Regions from separate parts of the Mus musculus genome. Here region 1 is linked to region 2. The links are chromatin loops, found by intact Hi-C in ENCODE. Cell type or tissue: heart. All regions are shown on one strand. Links, peaks and the distances in the headings refer to the core of each region. The heading gives the core; the rest is flanking DNA. Region 1 holds the start of Zfp629 (zinc finger protein 629). Region 2 holds the start of Zfp768 (zinc finger protein 768).

What was found. Hi-C counts contacts between places; a loop is a spot of excess contacts. Peaks named below come from ENCODE experiments on the same cell type or tissue, not always from the same donor. Only the 100,000 strongest peaks of a DNase experiment are listed, where the experiment ranks them.
Region 1: it touches region 2 in a loop (3-fold over the local background); 3 of 42 quality-filtered maps call a loop at or near these places.

The regions. Positions count from the first base shown.
Region 1 is chr7:127,612,958-127,617,335 of GRCm38, forward strand. It overlaps Zfp629 (zinc finger protein 629), which reads right to left and starts at 2,315. Exons shown (of 3, transcript NM_001362196.1): 1 at 2,126-2,315. In heart, for the core only: a CTCF peak has its summit at 1,705; DNase peaks (open chromatin) are centred at 824, 1,684 and 2,314; H3K4me3 peaks cover 2,523 bases; H3K27ac peaks cover 2,172 bases.
Region 2 is chr7:127,344,027-127,348,404 of GRCm38, forward strand. Zfp768 (zinc finger protein 768) reads right to left here and starts at 1,288. Exons shown (of 2, transcript NM_146202.1): 1 at 1,123-1,288; 2 at 1-849. The coding sequence starts at 1,210. In heart, for the core only: no CTCF peak of the experiment used is centred there; DNase peaks (open chromatin) are centred at 1,645, 2,175 and 2,865; H3K4me3 peaks cover 3,028 bases; H3K27ac peaks cover 2,609 bases.

The DNA of each region.
Region 1 (4,378 bases), core at 181-4,180, 270 kb after region 2:
GTGAATGGAGAGGCAATGGAAACCCCATCGTCATAACCCTCTGTACCTGCACTGAAGGCTGGAGCGCTATCCAACATTCAGATGGGAGGCAGGCTTTCACCCCACACATCTGATGCCCAGAGGCCTGGAAACGTGTTATTTTGCAAATCAGAGGAAGCTCATTAAGACTCCAATTTTCTTCCTTTATGGGACTGCTAATTGAGAGCAATAAACTTTTCCCTTATGAGCCCCAGAGAGAACTGAGACTGACTCTTTTTAAGGGGTTAAAAAAAAAAGTTTCCCTGAAGGGACAACTACTCACAAAGAGTGGGGGCAGTTTGCCATTCTCCAAGCACAGAGGATAGCCTATGGGTGGGAAGGGGAGTCTGAAGTCAGGGGCTCCTACAGGAGACGAAGGCAAGGAAAAGGGGAGCCTGACTCGGTGGCATACTTGGGAGATGGAAACCAGAGGATCAGAAGGTCAAGGTCAAGGTCAGTCCCAGCTACCCGAGACCTTGTCTCAAACAAAATGAAGGAGAAAGGACAAGCAAGGAGGGGAGGGAAGCAAGTGTGTAGAGAGCATAGGTGACTACCAGGTGTCTTCTTCCTTTCACTGCCTTGAGAGACTTAAGAGTCATTTGTCCATTTTACAGATTAGTAAGTAGACACTGGGGGAAATGTCTCCAAGGCCCCAAGGCGGGAAGTAACAGGGCTAAGACCACAAATTCCGCGTTCTGTGTTTGGCTTGCCCTGTGGCATGGGTTGACCTTGACAGTCACATGAGACTCCTACTTGTGGTCTCCTGGCAGGAGAGGAGGAGAGCTCGGAAGCCCGAGAATGAGCCAGAAAAGTGCAGGGAAGCCCAGTTCCCTCGGCTGCAAAAGTCAGACCCAGTGAGGAGGTCTGAGAGGCTGCGTCTCTGAGCTCTAGGTACGGATGTCCCCAAAGCCACCCAGACACACACCTGGGGACCCATCCTTCTGCCTTATTCTTTTTGTTGATGCTTCATCACACACCTAGGACAAGTACCCAGTAAAAACTCTGCTGGAGGACTGAGTGAGCTGGACACCTCATGCTCCCAGAAAGCCAGCCTATCTTGTTCAGTGTCTTTTAAGATCAGTTTGCAGATCGATGTCAGAAAAGTGACATAAGTTCGTCAGAGTGAGCCCCCAGGGGAAGGAGTCATATCTGTCACTCAAAATCCCGGGGGTGATCCCCAGGAGAGAGAACAGGGCTGCAGGAGGGCGCTGACATCTAACGGAATCCCTGGAATAATCTACCCTCGGGGTGACAGTGTGCATAGGTACTTTGTGCACAGGGACAAAGAGGACAAAGCTCACCAAGAGGTAGCTGGGGTGTGAAGCAGGTGAAGCAATGGACAGCTGACCAACTGCTAATGCAGCCGAGAAGTGAGTTAGCCATCCCCTATCTCTAAGTGTTTTTAGGGAGAGATGGGGGCCCCCCGGAGAGGAGAAGGTTACCCTGCTGAGCTGACCGAGAACAGGTAGGAGCTTAGATACTTGGACAGAGAAACTTAAAACTCAAGGGCCTACCGTAGAAGGGAAAGAGTTAATAACCAGGCCACATGCAAGAAGTAGCAAAGACTGCGAGGCGACTACTACTGGGAACCAGCCCAGGCCCAAGAGCGCCAGCCTCCTGCCCCGGACGACCCCCAGAGGACCGAGGCGGGAAGGACTGCCGGAGACGGCTGCCTTCCCGCGGAGGTGCGCGCGGCCCAGGGTGACCCTGACCAGGAGGCAGCGGGACCGCCCTCGACGCCGCCCCCCGCACCCCGGCGGACCAAGACTTGAGCGCCTCCGGCCGGGAGCACCCACCCTGTCCCCGGCTCCCAAAGCCCAGGCGAGCCGCCGGCGTTCCCTCCCCGCCGCGGACGCCCAGGCTGCCCGGCTCCGGGAGAGCGGCGGCCGCCTCGCCGCCCCCGGCCGGACTCGCTCTCTGGGCGCGCGCGCCTCCCCTCCCCCACGGCGGTCCCCGCGCGGTTCTCACAATCCCCCGGCCGCCGTCCCCCGCCGCCCCGGGCCCGGCCTGCGCCCCTCGCCCGTCGCCGCCTCCTTGGCCCTATTGTTCCCCGGCGGCTGTCCCGGGCCTCCAGGCCACCCCGGGAACCCAGGCGGCCCCAACTCACGGCTCTGGGGTCTGGGAAAAGCCGAAAGGCAGAGGCCAGCCCCAGGGGACTTAACCCCTTAAGTGCCCTGCCTCGGGGGACGGGCTAGATGCCGGGAACTCTAGGGTCCTTCTCAAGGGGTGATTCCAGGCTGAGGACCCGGGGACCAGTTCAGGGTGACTGGGACGGAGCAGGAAGTGACCCCAGCTTCCCGGGCCCCTCTAGCCTGGAGTCAGAACATCAGCTCTATGGGATTTAACCCTTTGCCTCCCACAGCCTGGGAAAAAATGAGGGGGTGGGTATGGAAGCAAGGAGGTGGCTGATGACGCCCCTCTCCCAGTGTCTAGTGGAATCACGGAAGATCAGCTTTTGGGGGAGCTCAGAGGCCGGCGAAGGTCTTCGGATTTCTGGCCATTCTCTCCAAAGACTCTGCCAGCCGCTCAGTTAAGCTGATCTCAGATTCGGCCGCCGCGGGTCCCCTGAGACCCGCCTTTGTTTGGACTCACCCAGGACTGGGGCTGGTATGCCTGGGTTGGTGATTAGGAGGTGAAAGCAAAGGTTGGGTGGGCTGACCTAGCGGTAAGAGCAGAAGCTAATGGGCCAGGCAAGGCTACCCAGCGCTACGGACCCTCTTACCCACCTCTCACCCCCCCACCGGTGGTCAGGTCTCCCTGGAGGAAGAAACTGACAAGGTAGGCAAGCATTACCCCTTCCCAGCAGCTCGGTGGTAAGGTATGCAACTCACTGCAGGGCAATCCTTCCATAAACTTAGGGAGCAAGAAGTAGTGGTGAATTCCTGTAATTCCGTTGCTTGGGAGACAGAGGCAGGAGGACCTGAAGGTTCAAAATATTCGTGGCCCACATAGCTCCAGGCTACCTAGCGAGACCCTGTTTCTAAACAAGGAACCTCACAGGGCTCCCAAACTGTTCCTGCTTGTGTCTCATTTTCTCCCCACCACATCCTGAGAGAGGACTTAGAATCATCCCCATTTTACAAGGCAAATTAATCAAGACATGAGATGTGAGGTAAAGTTCGAGGCCACAGTTTTCAATGAACCCAGGTGTGAGGAGACCAGAGTTGAACAATTGAACATTCTACCCTCAAAAAGTTCCATAGTAGCTAAGCACACCACCTGTAATCTTCAGCCATTAGTAGGCTGAGGCAGGAGAATCAAGAGTTGGACTTCAGGATCAGCCTGGGATGCACAATAGGACTCGTTTCAAACCTTAAATAAATAAATAAATAAATAAATAAATAAATAAATAAATAAATAAATTCCAAGCCCTGTATGGGAGTGAATAGCTGTGACTCTAGCACTGCAAGCTGACACAGGAAAATCACCATGAATTAAGACCAACCTAGGTGAATATATACTGGCTGGGTCAAACCCCCCTCCCCCACACATGTAGCAGATGTATATAGCTCGGTCTTCATGTGAGTCCTCCACAGCTGGATCAGGGGTTGTCTCTACAGCTTTTGCCAGCCTGTGGATTTTGTTCCCCTAACTGGGCTGCCTTGTCTGGTCTCAGTGGGAGAGGATGCATCTAGCTATGTTTGATGTGCCAGGGTGAGGGAATAGAAACAGGGGAGGCTCCACCCTCTCAGAAGAGAAGGGAAGGGGGATAGGGGCAGGCCTGGGAAGAAGGGGGCAGCAATGGGGATATAAAGTGAATAAATAAATTAATGGGGGGAAAAGACCAACCTAGGCTACACAGTGAGGCTACATGTTAAAACACCAATAAATAAATATTGACTTATAATAATGAATAACGTTCAAAATTTAAAGACTGCTATACTTAACAAATCAATGAGAAAACTGCTTCAGTTTGTAAACTGCTAGTTAGTAAAATGCACCCTGACAGCAAACTTGCCTAAGATAAGGACTGCCCTGAACTGCAAGCTAAACTTAAGAAACTGCCTCTATTGTCCTTGCAAGACAATGGGTCCTGGGAACTAACCACTAGTTTTGTTTAAAAAAAAAACAAAACAAAACAAAAAACTGCTTGCTTGCTGGAGAAAACTAAGGCACCTGCAGGATGTCTGTTGAAGTCAGACACTGCTTACATAAAGGCAGGATGTGAGTTAACTCCCTGAGCCCCGAAAGCTATCACTTTGTAACTTTGTGTGTGTGTGTGTGTGGGGGGGGGTCTTTATAAACTCTGTATTAATAAATCTGGGCCATAGGCAGAAAATTCTGGGTTCCTGGTATGGTCCTGGCAGTTTTTGTTTTTTTGTTTTTGTTTGTTTTTTGAGACAGGGTTTCTCTGTATAGC
Region 2 (4,378 bases), core at 189-4,188:
CGGTATGGATGCGCTGGTGCTGGATCAGGGTCGAGCCTCGTCCAAAGCTCTTCCCGCAGATGCCACAGATGTTAGGTCGAGGGCCTTGCCCACCCCTGGCCCGGCCACCCCTACGGCCTGGCCCACGCAGGGTTCCTGTCAGATTCAGTGGATTCTGGAGCATCTCAAACTGGGGTGCAGCCAGCAGAGCCCCCGAAGGCATGTCAAATGGAGGCAGCGCTCCTGTGGGCTGCTCCCCAAACCCTTGAGTAAAGGAATCCAGGGGGTGGACTCCTAGGGAGATGCTCAAGGGATTCTTTTCCTCGGGGCTCAGAGGCATCTCTGCACCTTCCTGGAATTTGGAACTTTGAGTTTCAAACTCAGGGCTATGGGTTTTGAACTCAGAATTCTGAACGCCATCTCCAGAGTTCTGCGGTTCATACCCGGGGCTCTGAGATTCATACCCTGGACTTTGAGATTCAAATTCGGGGCTCTTTGAACCGTACCCAGGGCTTTTGGGTTCATACCTAGGACTCCCAGGTTCACAGCCAGGGCTCCTGGGATGGCAGCCAGGGCTTCGGGGCTCATACTTAGGACTCTGGGATTCAAACTCCGGGCTCTGAGGATCTGATTCAGGACTTCTGGGTGCAAACTCAGGGCTTGGGGGCACAAACCCAGGGCTTCGGGATTCAAACCCTGGGCTTTCAGGCTCAAACCTGGGGCTCTGGGATTCAAATTCTGGGCTTTGTGGCTCAAACTCTGGGCTTTGGGGTTCAAGCCCAAAAGGTATTTCTTCAACTTCATAGTCCCCATTGCCTTCTCGCTGAGAAATTTCCCCTTCTTCATTCTCACTTGTGTTGCCTGCAGGATCTGAGAATTACAGAAAATCCAGATTGAATGGGGGTCTGGAAGGTCATTGGGTCCATTAATTGTCCCAAAATTCTCTTCCCACTCCCCAAGCAGGGTCATTGGCCCCTACAAGTGAGGTGACAAAATGTACCACCTCCCCTCTAAAGACCCGGGGCACTCAGTCTCCACCCTCCACCCCACTTCCAAGTGTTTAAGATTCCGGCCTTATTTCCCTCCCGCAGGCCACAGCCCAGTTTTCTGGCACACTCCTAAGAGGCGCGGTCCTTCCCTCACCTTTGAGAGACCCTTCGGGGCTGCCCACTGCGTTGGGACTGTGCACATCCCGGGACTCCAGGCCCCACGACGACGCCTCCCGCTCCATCCCTGCCAGTTCCCAGTGCGGCGGCGGTGGCGATGGCGGACGATCCTACGACCCAGTTCGAGTGCCTGGAGCCCCGAGCCCTCGCCACCCGCGCGTTCAGAGCCTCCGAGGAGACCGGGCGGCCTGGCTTCGGCCGCGAAGGCCGGACGTCTTGACCCTGGGCCTCTCCGGCCCCGCCCCTGTCCGCTGCCCCGCCCCCCTCCCAAGGTCCCCGATTGTCTCGTGGCCCTCACCGGCCCCCGCGCGTCGTGGCCTCGGAGGTGAGGGGCGAGGCGACTCCTCCGGCCGTCCCCCAGCCACAACTCCCAGCCCGAGACCCTCTAGTCTCGGCCCCTAGCCCCGGCCGGGCTACTGCGCCCCTGCCCCCTCCCCCCGCACAGGAAGTGTCCGTCCCTGGCCAGTTCCCCCCGCTGGCTCGCGCCGCGGCCTCTCTAGGAGCGGCTGGAGGTGGAAACTCGTTGGCATTAACCCTGGACTGGATCTCCCGGGCCTCGGGGGGTGGGGGCGACCCGACGCCCCGGAGCCGGCGGGAAGGGCAACAGCAGTTTGTGTGTCTGTATCGCGGGTCTCGGCCTAACCGGGGACCTGTCTGCAGGTTTCTCCGACCATGTGCTGGCTACTGAGTGTGGCCAAGGGCGAAGCGGCAAGTGAGACCAAGGTCAGCGAGAAGGAGCGACGCTTCCCGGCGCCAGCGGGGGAGGCGGCTAGCTCCTCGCCTCAGCCTCGGGGCACTCGGACTGGCACCGGGAACGCGGACGGACGCCCGTTTGACCGCACAACCAGGCTCTGGAGCCCAGAGCCTGCTAGCCCGCCGAGCTACGACAGTGACACCCGCGCCCACTCCCCCCTCCCTCGCCCTCCCCTCCCCCTCCGCGATGCGGGCTCGTTGCCAGAGAAACAGCTCCGCCTCCGCGCCGCGAGGCACCGCCCACTCCTCCCAGGATTGGTTGTTGGGGCCGGCTGTCTCTGCTTCACCGTGGTCCCGGGGTCACCGTGGGTCCGGGCCGTGTAGAGCAGAGGGCGTTCAGGCCATTCTAACAGGATGCCCGGAATGCCTGCGGGAGTGAGAGAGGGAGGCGCCGGGCGTCTCCTCGCGAGCTCGGCCTGCGCTTTGTAAACTTTCCCCTGAGCCGTTTGTCCTGTATTAGGAAGAATGGAAGCCTAGGGCTCTTAGGGTAGACACCCTTCCTCCTCTGCTTTTCTCCCTTCTCGTTTCTTCTGCTCTCAGGTTTTACAGGTGCTGAGGGGCCACTCCAGAGATACTAACATAGGACGACCTTTAATTTCTTCCCTTTCCAAATCTTGTGTTTGATTCCTCGTTTCTTGATTTTCTCACAAGCGTGCGGGACAGTTCGGAGAGTGACACTGAAGAGTTCCAGAAGGGAAGGGGGAGGGGGAAGGGGAGAGAAGAGAAGAGAAGAGAAGAGAAGAAAAGAGAGGAGAAAAGAGAGAAGAGAAGAAGAGAAGAGAAGAGAAGAGAAGAGAAGAGAAGAGAAGAGAAGAGAAGAGAAGAGAAGAGAAAGAAGAGAAGAGAAAGAAGGAAGGTGGGCCAAACAGGCCCTTTTATAGCAAGCCAGACCTACCTGGCTGTTGCTAGGTAACTGTTGGGCGGAGCGTAGAAGGAATACCTGCAGATAGCCCTGGCCCCGCCCAGTCTGCGGGCCCTGTTCAGCCTTTCTCCCTGTCTCCCTGTGCTCTGCACTCTTCCAGATGGCTTTGGCTGTTCTCTCTCTCCTATCGACAATTAGAAATAAGATAAAGACTTTCCCCTAACTCTCGCATGGAACAGTCGTGTCGTCAGTATCATCTAATCTAATCTAATCTAATCTAATCATTTTCTACTCTTCTACTGAAGCAAGTTTGGTAGTCTTGACAGCTAACGAGCCAATTCGCTGCGCTCAGCTTCCTGCATACTATAATCAAGGGTTTTCACAGCCAGCAAGTTTGAAGATTCTGAAGACTCTGCTAAGCCTTTTGGGTGTCAGATGTCCAGATCTAGTAGTGATGTGTCTGTCCAGGAATGGTCTCTCTTTACCTCAGACTGGCCTTGACTTCTCTATGAACTGAGGATCCTCTTGTCCCCGTCTCCAGAGGACTGGGACTATATGTATGTGACACCATGCTCGGCCTTGTGAGTATGAGGCAAAGACTCCATCAACTGAGCTACACCCCTAGCTGCCTCCTCCTCTTTCTCTCCTCCTCCTCCTCTTCCTCCTCTCCCCTCCCTTTTCCCTCCCCCTCTCCCGCCCTCTCCCCCTCCTCTTCCTCATCTTTCTGTCTTCTTCTGTTTCTCCTTTTCTTCATAACCAAGTTGAGAACAGTCAAGTTGGCAGCCACAGTGCCTCTCCCAAGCAGATTTGTATTCACTCCCCCGTTGTTGAACTAGAAAAAAAAAATGTCCTTCAATAGCAGACACATTCAGCCATGGGTCACAACACCCTGCTTTCTGGGAAAACTGCTTTTATGCCCCTAGTTCAGACTACATGAACTTCTGGTCTTCATCTGAAGCATCAGAGCAGCTTCAGCCCATTCAGTGAGTTTCTCATATCCAATGACTGGGACCGAGATGCTGGCTTCATGGAGTCTGCATGACAAAGGGGACAGTCTGCATTTCAGAAAGTAAGCCTTGCCTTGAAAATACCACGGTTTCTCATCTGTGGGTTCTGCACCTTCTCATTTAACCAAACGTTAATATATATATATATATATATATATATATATATATATATGAAGGGCTGAGAATGTAACTCAGAAATCAGAGTGCTTGACACAAAGTCCTGGGGTTAGCCTTCAACACTGGGGATAGTGGTAATAGTTTCTGTCTGTGCTAAATATACACAGCTTTGCTTTGCCAGTACTCCCCAGAAAACAGTGTAATAACTTGACATTATCCTGGATATTGTTAGTAATTTAGAGGGGCTGGGAACATAGCCAGTGGTAGAGTGCTTGCTAAAACTGTGTGAGGAAGAGAAAATGCAGATCTGCTTGGGAGATGCACTGTGGATACCAACTTGACTATTTTCAATTTGGTAATAAAGAAAAAAAATATACCTAGAGAGAGCGTGTGTGTGATCTAAAAACAAACGATTGTTTTCTGTAAGGGATTATTTTCTGTAGTAGCTATTGAAATACTGTATCTGCCGCTCTCCAGACCAGTGAAGCTTTGAG